2 separate regions of the Homo sapiens genome follow, and region 2 is linked to region 1. A link is an interaction called in ENCODE POLR2A ChIA-PET data of the cell type or tissue named here. Cell type or tissue: HCT116. All regions are shown on one strand.

The links. ChIA-PET counts read pairs that join two places held together with the same protein. Peaks named below come from ENCODE experiments on the same cell type or tissue, not always from the same donor. Only the 100,000 strongest peaks of a DNase experiment are listed, where the experiment ranks them.
Region 2: POLR2A ChIA-PET joins it to region 1 with 7 read pairs; 1 of 35 experiments calls an interaction of 5 or more read pairs at or near these places.

What each region holds. Positions count from the first base shown.
Region 1 is chr12:123,839,638-123,843,637 of GRCh38, reverse strand. It overlaps DNAH10 (dynein axonemal heavy chain 10), which reads right to left. Exons shown (of 79, transcript NM_001372106.1): 30 at 2,093-2,316. Among named protein-coding and RNA genes, the nearest start is that of DNAH10, 79 kb to the right of the region's middle. In HCT116, a CTCF peak has its summit at 1,561 (motif pointing right); a DNase peak (open chromatin) is centred at 1,517.
Region 2 is chr12:124,607,241-124,611,240 of GRCh38, reverse strand. It overlaps LOC101927436 (a long non-coding RNA gene), which reads left to right and starts at 2,097. Exons shown (of 4, transcript XR_242964.4): 1 at 2,097-2,538; 2 at 3,599-3,727. RefSeq lists an enhancer at 1,640-1,769. In HCT116, no CTCF peak of the experiment used is centred here; a DNase peak (open chromatin) is centred at 1,960; H3K4me3 peaks cover 1,586 bases; H3K27ac peaks cover 1,822 bases.

The DNA.
Region 1 (4,000 bases):
CCATTGCACTCCAGCCTGGGTGACAGAGCGAGACTCTGTCTCAATAAATAAATAAATAAATAAATAAGTAGGAAAAGCAATAAAAATAACATTGACCTTTGTTGTTTTATTTTAAAATTGTGTGGTGCAGCGAAAACCTAAAGATCACTTATATCCATGATTCCTACACATCAGGAGAGAGACAACAAAGATTACGAAGGCCCAGAGGACGACACCGAAATGATGAACAAAGACGGGCCTTGTAAAGGACGCGACAAACCTAGAATCAGAAACGGAGAGGTGGCAGCTGAGGCCATAGGATCAGAGAAGATTAAATGACCAGGGCAAAGGTGCTTCCTGGGACTAGATACAGCTGGCCCTAACTTCTCAGTGATGCCACACCTATCAGCTCAAATAAAACCACATGCTCATGTCAACTATTCTCCCTGTTGGAAGCAACAAGTTCACGTGCTCAAAGGAGCATCTGGATGAGAAAAAGATCTTTTTCAGTCCATCAGGCTGCATTCCCTTACTCTCTTCCACCAACTCAGCACTACCAAACATAGCAATGCCCTAGCAAAGTGGTAGCTATCGTGAAAATAAAATCAACTGATGCTGGTGTAAACTTCACAGTATTTTGGAGCAGAAAAGATAATTTAAAACATTCAGTGATTAATACATACAGAAGGCAGAGATTTCTGTCTAGTTCAGTTTTGAAATAGCATCTAGCATAATAAATCGCCCAGAGCAGGGGTTGAAGAAATATTAGTTAAATGAATGCTAGGGCCACCTCCTGTCACAAGACTAACTGTCGAATATTCTGGAATTTTGCAAGCTGGTTGTTAAACCACTTATTTCATTTAGCTTTGAAATCAGCCATGGCAGGAATATTTGCACCATGGAAATTGGCAACTGCTTTAAATCAAAGCTTTAAAAAAATTTTTTCCAGACATCCAGTTTTACCAGTTTATCCACTGAACATATCCACATAAAGATGCAAACAAATTTTTGATATGCCTCAGTACCTCGGAAACAGCAGGATCATAATCAAATAAATATTATGCTATTCGCTAATAATTTTTAAGTAGATGTTTTCACTTTGTAAAATCAAAAAGGCAGTGTACAAAATCAAGAGAATGGTGTTCTCATAATAACAAGAAAGATTCTATGTCTGCACGAAGGCCCTGCCAAATATTCTCCAACTTTACGGGGGATCCTGTCTAATCTAATAGAATAAGTTAGCCAAAGAGGCTTTCTGTATTTCTAGTTGGACTGCACTCAGCTGCTAGGAGCAGGCAGGGCTCAGCATGATATCCTGAAGCCTCTCTAGCCACAAAAATCAAAGAATGTTGGAAATTCAGTAAATATTTTAGAAACAACGTTACATACACATAATCCCACTAAACGCCTAGTTTCTGGTGGTTCACTAAGTCAGGGGTTCACACGCTAAGGGTGCTGGGAATCCCCTGAGAGCTTGCAAAAACACAAATCCTCAGGCCCCACCCCCAGAGTTCTGATGGGCAGGTGCAGGGTAAGACCCAAGAATCAGCATTTCTAACAATCCCAGGGGCCCTGTGCTGCCACCAGGGGGCACACTTTGAGAGTACTGCATCGGGTGATCATTGAAAGACTGCTATCTTGTGCTCGCTTTGGCAGCACATATGCTAAAGACTGCCCGGGCTCAGTGGCTCACACCTGTAATCCCAGCACTTTGGGAGGCCAAGGTGGGAGGATCACTTGAGCCCAGGAGTTTGAGACCAACCTGGGCAACACAGTGAGACTCCCTCTCTACAAAAAAGTACAAAATTAGCCAGGCATGGTAGTGCACAACTGTAGTCCCAGCTACACTGAAGACTGAGGTGGGAGAATCTCTTGAACCAGGGAGGTCAAGGCTGCAGTGAGCCATTGTACCACTGTATTCCAGCCTGGGTGACAGAGCAAGATCCTGTCTCAAAAAAATAAAAATAAAGACATCTATCTGTCCACTAATGACCTATTGCAAAAAAACAAAACCTCATTTGGAATGTCAGCCAATCTACTCCAAGCCTTTAAAATTAATCCATTATGACTATGAATTGGATAGAGCAATGCATGTCCACATTCGCAGCCTTACCTGCTTCTGTCTTCACAGTATCTAAAAATAGCCTCTTTGGTAATTAGTCTATTAGTTCTTCTCATCTCATTCAAAACTGCCGTCATCCAGTCCTCCACGCGCCCTTCAGCCCGCAAGATCTTCCGAAACTCCATGACTTCTCCTTCTGCTGAAATCATCGCGGACACCAGTTTTTCTCCACTATCGCCGTCATTAAACCTCAGTGATGCTATGTTGTCGTACATCTGCAAACAGGGAGAGGCAGCCCTGTAAGACCTGCACGGAGTTCTGGAATCAAAGACCAGCCAGCGGTGCTCCATCCAGCAGAGCTGCCACGATGCAAGCAATGGCAACCGGTGAGCCGAGATCGCAGGCAAGATGGATGTCGTTCACCCACCTGTGTGGTCATCCCAAAGACACTTATTGGGGATTTTCATTTACTCTGTACTGTGCAAAGATCTGTGGAGGATTGAAAAGAGAAAGAAAAAGCAGACTCTGTCCCTAACCCTGCTGGAGTGGGGAGGTATCTGGACATAGGAGCCAGTGGAACGTGGAGGAGGCGGAAGGGTGATTAACACCCCAGGCTGGGGAACAGAGACCTGTGATGGAATCCCAGATTCCCCACTATCCAATTGCGCAACTATGGGTGAGTTGCTCCTCCTCTCTCTGCCTGGAATAAACACAATCATGGCACTTAACAAGGTGGGCTTGGGAGAATCAAATGAAACAATCTGAGTCAAATGCTGGCATGTTGTTAAACACTTGGCATTTGTTGACTATTATCATTGTTATTAATCAGAATAACATTTAGGACAATGAGTCCTTTAGGGCCCACCATATACAAGGCACTCACAAATCAGAGAGGAGAGGAAGGCAACAAACAGGCTTTAAAGAATAAAAACAGAGGTTTGCAAAAGAGGCGAACAGTAAATGAAGTATTCCTAACACTGTATTTTTCTACAACAGTAAAATATGTGTTTACAAAGTGGAAGCAGAAGGCCAGGCACAATAGCTCATGCCTGTAATCCCACCACTTTGGGAGGCTGAGGCGGGTGGATTGCTTGAGCCCAGGAGGTAGAGGCTGCAATGAGCTGTGATCACACCACTGCACTCCAACCTGGGCAACAAAGCAACGCCCTGTCTGAAAAAAAAAAAAAAAAAAAAAAAAAAAACTGGAAACAGAATACTGAAGAAGCCTCCCCTTTGAGAAAGGAAAAATATGCAGTCGAAAATATGAATCTTACTTTAAGAAGGAAGTTAGCATTGATTAAAGGGAAAGTAATAGGAGAAAGCACTCGTTCCTAAGTGCTCTGTTAATTTGGAATGGAGGAATTACCGTGCAACACTCATTCTCAGCCGGGGATGATTTTGCCACCAGGGGACATTGGCAATGTCTGGAGATGTTTCTGGTTGTCATAACTAGGGAGGGGGTGCTACTGGCATCTAGTAGGTTGTGGTCAGGGATGCTACGTAATGTCCTGTAATGCACAGGACAGCAGCCACAGCAAAGAGTCATCCAGCCCCAAATGCCAGCAGCGCCGAGGCTCAGAGCCCCTGCCCAGGCTGACGCTAGATAAAGAGCTTTGATTAGCAGGCCAAAGATCATGTCTGGCCAGCCTCTGTTCTCTATCACAAGGGACAGTGTTCTCTGTTGTTTCCCGCCATTCAGGAAATGGTTCATGGATACATATACATTTATTTAAAAAGTGTGAAATTGTGGTCTGGAAGGAATCATAACAAATTCATGACAGTGGCTGGCGCCTGTAGTCCCAGCTACTCGGGAGGCTGAGGCAGGAGAATGGCGTGAACCTGGGAGGTGGAGCTTGCAGTGAGTGGAGATCGCGCCACTGCACTCCGGCCTGGGCGACAGAGTGAGACTCTGTCTCAAAAAAAAAAAAAAAAAATAGAAAAGAAAATAGAGGAAGTATG
Region 2 (4,000 bases), 770 kb before region 1:
GAAATCATGGAAGGTCCCTAATCCCCACCGTGGGCAGGTGACAGTGCCTTGGCTTTGTTTGGCCCAGCCAAACACAATATATTCCTGGGAACCACAGGAAAACTGGCTACTGCCACCACCTCCAGGCAGCCTTCCAGCCTGCCCAGAAGAGAGGAGATGGGATGGCCTGGGCGTGCCCAAACTCACATGCACCTTCCCAGACACTAGCAGATTTGCACTCACATAGACACAGCCAGATGCACCCCACAGGCCTGGAGAGCAGGGGCCCCAACATGAACCATGGAGAGGCAAGCTCTGTTATTAATCCCATTTTATGCAAAGAGAAACTGAGACCACAGAGGTTATCTGACTTACCTGGGGCCACACACCCGGGAAGTGGCAGTGCCGGGATTCACTCAGGAGGCTGGCGCCAGTCCGAACCGTGGCCCCACGTGATGCTTATGGCCGTGCGTGCATCCCTCCAAAGGTCACGGCGAGGCAGGGGCAGCTTGGGCGCCCTGTGCTGATGGCAGCTTTTAAAAAATTCTGCCTTTTTCCTTTTTCTTTTTTTTACTCAGCTGTGAGTCTCAGCAAAGGCAGCACTAACTCAGCATCGCTTCGCGGCATCAAGTCAGCCTTGCGAGGCTGGGATTGTTCCAACTGAGCTTTCAGGTGGAAGGGAGACAAAGGGGGGGCCAAATGGCTCATCCTGAGCCCCCCTTCCAGGAAGCCTCTCTGGAACCTTGGGTCCCCAAAATTGTGCAATGCTGAATCTGCACAACCTCCCAGGCCAGCCCTGCTGCAGGCATCCTGTGGAACTCAGCATCCTGGGTAGAGAGAGGCTCTTCTCGGAATAACATCTGTCACTTAGACAGACTGGGGGCTCCCCGCAAATGGCCCTTCGGGGTGTTTTCCTGCAGCTGCCTGGGCACAGAGCTGTGCTCCTCACGCCTCAGTTGTCTCGGCTGCCAGCCTCAACTTCCCAGCCTCGAGGACCTTCCTCAATTCCCCCATCCCTGCCTCACAGCGCCTGCAACAGCTGTTCCAGGCACACAGGAGGGAAACTGAGGTTTGTAGAGAGGTTGAGCTGGTAAGAGGGGAGTGGGGACTCCATGCGGGGCCCTGGGTAGCTGGCTGTGACCTTATGTTGTCAGGGTCTGGGCCCCTCTGCTAGATTTAGCTTGGGGCCCCCTGTCTGGGGTCTTCCCCTCCATCCTCCGGGACCCCAGTCCTATCCCTCTGCCCACCCTGTCCTTCTCACCCACTCTACAACCGAGTTTCAGGACTGAAGGACCAGGGACCTTCCCACCCCCAGGGGCTCCCTCAAGAAGAGAAAATTCGTCTCCCAGAGCCTCTGAGGCTAGCCTCCCAGGCAGGCCCTTACACACCCCCCATGCACCTACGCCCCTTATCTGCCTGTGCCCATATCTGCCTTAAACCTCGTCAGAGTTCAAGAACGCAGGTGGTGAAATGTCCAGTTCAGTAGGGGATTGGGTTGTGACCCAGCCAGAAGGACCTGCCAGGAAGCCACGTGGGTGTCTGGGGGAAATGCTCTCGTGGTGGGCACAGCTGGTGCAACGGTCCTGGGGTGGGAATAGCTCGGAGCCCAGTGTGGCTGGACCTGGGTCGGGAGGAAGCTGGGGAGAGAGATGGGGTCTGAGAAGTGGACAGGGGCTGCTCACATAGGACTCTGCGGGCTGGGGGTGGGTGTGGGGCTTGATTGTATTCTCGGTGTGAAGAGCACGCGTGAAAAGCCTAGCCAAGCCCTTGGCGTTCAGGATCACGTTCACCCTCACAGCAGTGCTGGGACTCAGGTGCTCTCAACATCCCCAATTCCCAGATGAGCAAACCGAGGCACAGAGAGGTAAAGCGCTTGCCCAGGTGGCCTGACACACCCTTGTCCCTGCAGATGTTCTGAGGTCGCCCCAGGGCTGGCATTTCCTTCCCTCTGTGGGAGGTGCTCCGCTGCGCCCCAGGTGGGCCCCAGCGGCGCTTTCCTTTGAAGTCCCAGCCAGCTGACTGGGCCAACCTGTTCCCCGCGCCTTCCTCCTGGACCCTGGCCAAGCCTCAGGGCTGCCGAGGGGAGGGGCAGAGGCCGCAGAACAGGAAGCACGTTTTGTTTTATTTTAAAATGTACACACACAGTTCAGTCTCGTATACGTGTAGTTAAATAACTTTTTCAATCGGTACCAACGGGGCACACATTGCAAAGCATGCATCTCTCCGACTTTGTCTTCAGGGGCCCGCGTGCCCGCCCCAGAAGCATCTTCAGTTCCCAGTGTCTGTGTGTCCTTCCAGGGAGTAGCTTAGGAACACACAAGCAGAAATGCACAGATAGAAATACATATTCCTCAAAAGATCAGCGGGAGGGGCCTTCATGGGTCTCCTGCACCCACTTGGCTTGAAAAATTCTCTCAAACCGTCACCCCAGTCTCATCATGAGAAAAACATCAGACCAATCCCAATGCAGGCGCATCCTGCAGCTCCGTGACCAGCAAGCCTCGAAACTGTCAAGGTCACCTGCCTCGAAACTGTCAAGGTCATCAAATCAAAACCAAGGTGAGTCTGAGAAACTATCCAGCCCAGAGGCTCGGAGGAGCCTCGAGAAGGCCAAAGACAGATGCCACCTGGGGCCCTGGGGAAGAAGTGAGATTGAAACAGGCAGATGTCAGTTGATACTAATGTATCCACACTGGTTCCTTAATTGTGAAAAATGGGCCGGGGCAGTGACTCACGCCTGTAATACCAGCACTTTGGGAGGGCGAGGCTGGAGGATCCCTTGAGCCCAGGAGTTCCAGACCATTTTAGGCAACAGAACGAAACCCTATCTCTAACAACAACAAAAAGAATTAGCGAGGCATGGTGGCGTGCACATGCAGTCCCAGTTATTTGGGAGGCTGAAGCAGGAGTGTTGCTTGAGCCTGGGAGGTTGAGGCTGCAGTGAGCCATGTTTGCACCACTGCACTCCAGCTTGGGTAACAGAGCAAGACACTGTCTCCTCCCCCACAAAATTCTAAACAATGTATCATACTAATGTCAGATGCTAACAGTAGGGTAAACTGGGCGTGGAGTATGGGGTGACTGTTCGGTCTTCACAATCTTTTTATGAGTCTAAAGCTGTTCTGAAAAATAAAGTTTGCTTTTTAAAAGGGTCAATTTTTTCAAAATCTGTCAAGCTAGACACCAAAGACAAATGACCTCACGACCTTTACTACGCATACATTTGTCCCCGGGTTTAAAAATACACGGCAGAAACGCCACATGAAACGTAGATCTGGGAGGTCACTCTGCGCCCTGGCCACGGGATGGCTTCATCCTTTGTCACGGCTGCATAGCCACATGCCCAGTGCCTTCGCGATGGACACGGAGCTTGGCTTTCGGCTTTTGCTGCAGTAGTGACCCTACCAGGCACATCCTGGCCTGTCCGTGCCTCTGCGCCCCAGGCCAGCACCTCTGTAGAATCGTTTCCTAGAAATGGAACAGCTGCTTCAAAGAGAGCCCGTGAGAAGGGTGTGGGTTGTAAGGCAACTCTGCCACGGACAAGATCATCTTCCAAAGCGGGCAGAGGGAGATGATGTGGGGTGGGCGAGGAAGGTGATGTGTGGCGATTTCATTACAGGTGATCAGAGAAGGTTTCTTTGAGGGTGACATTTGAGCAAAGACGTGAATAAAGAGACAGTTGGAGCCATGTGGAGATGTGAGGAGGAGGGTTCCAGGCCAGGGGACCCGTACGTGCCAAGGCCCTGAGGTGGGACTGTTTTTGGTGTGTTTGAGAAGCAGTAGGCTAGAGCGACGTGGTGGTAGGAGAGAGATCACAGGGGCTGGAAGGGGCCAGGTCATGGGGGCCTTCTTCAAAGGAATTGGGGTTTTATTGGAATTGGAGCAGGATAGGATACCTTTAGGAGCATGGGGACTGGCCTGATGTAGGTTTTGAAAGGACCCCTCTGGCTGCTGGGGGGAAGAGGGGGCATAGTGAGTTGGGAGAACTGTGGGGGTCGGCGGGGGCACCTGCAACCGTCCA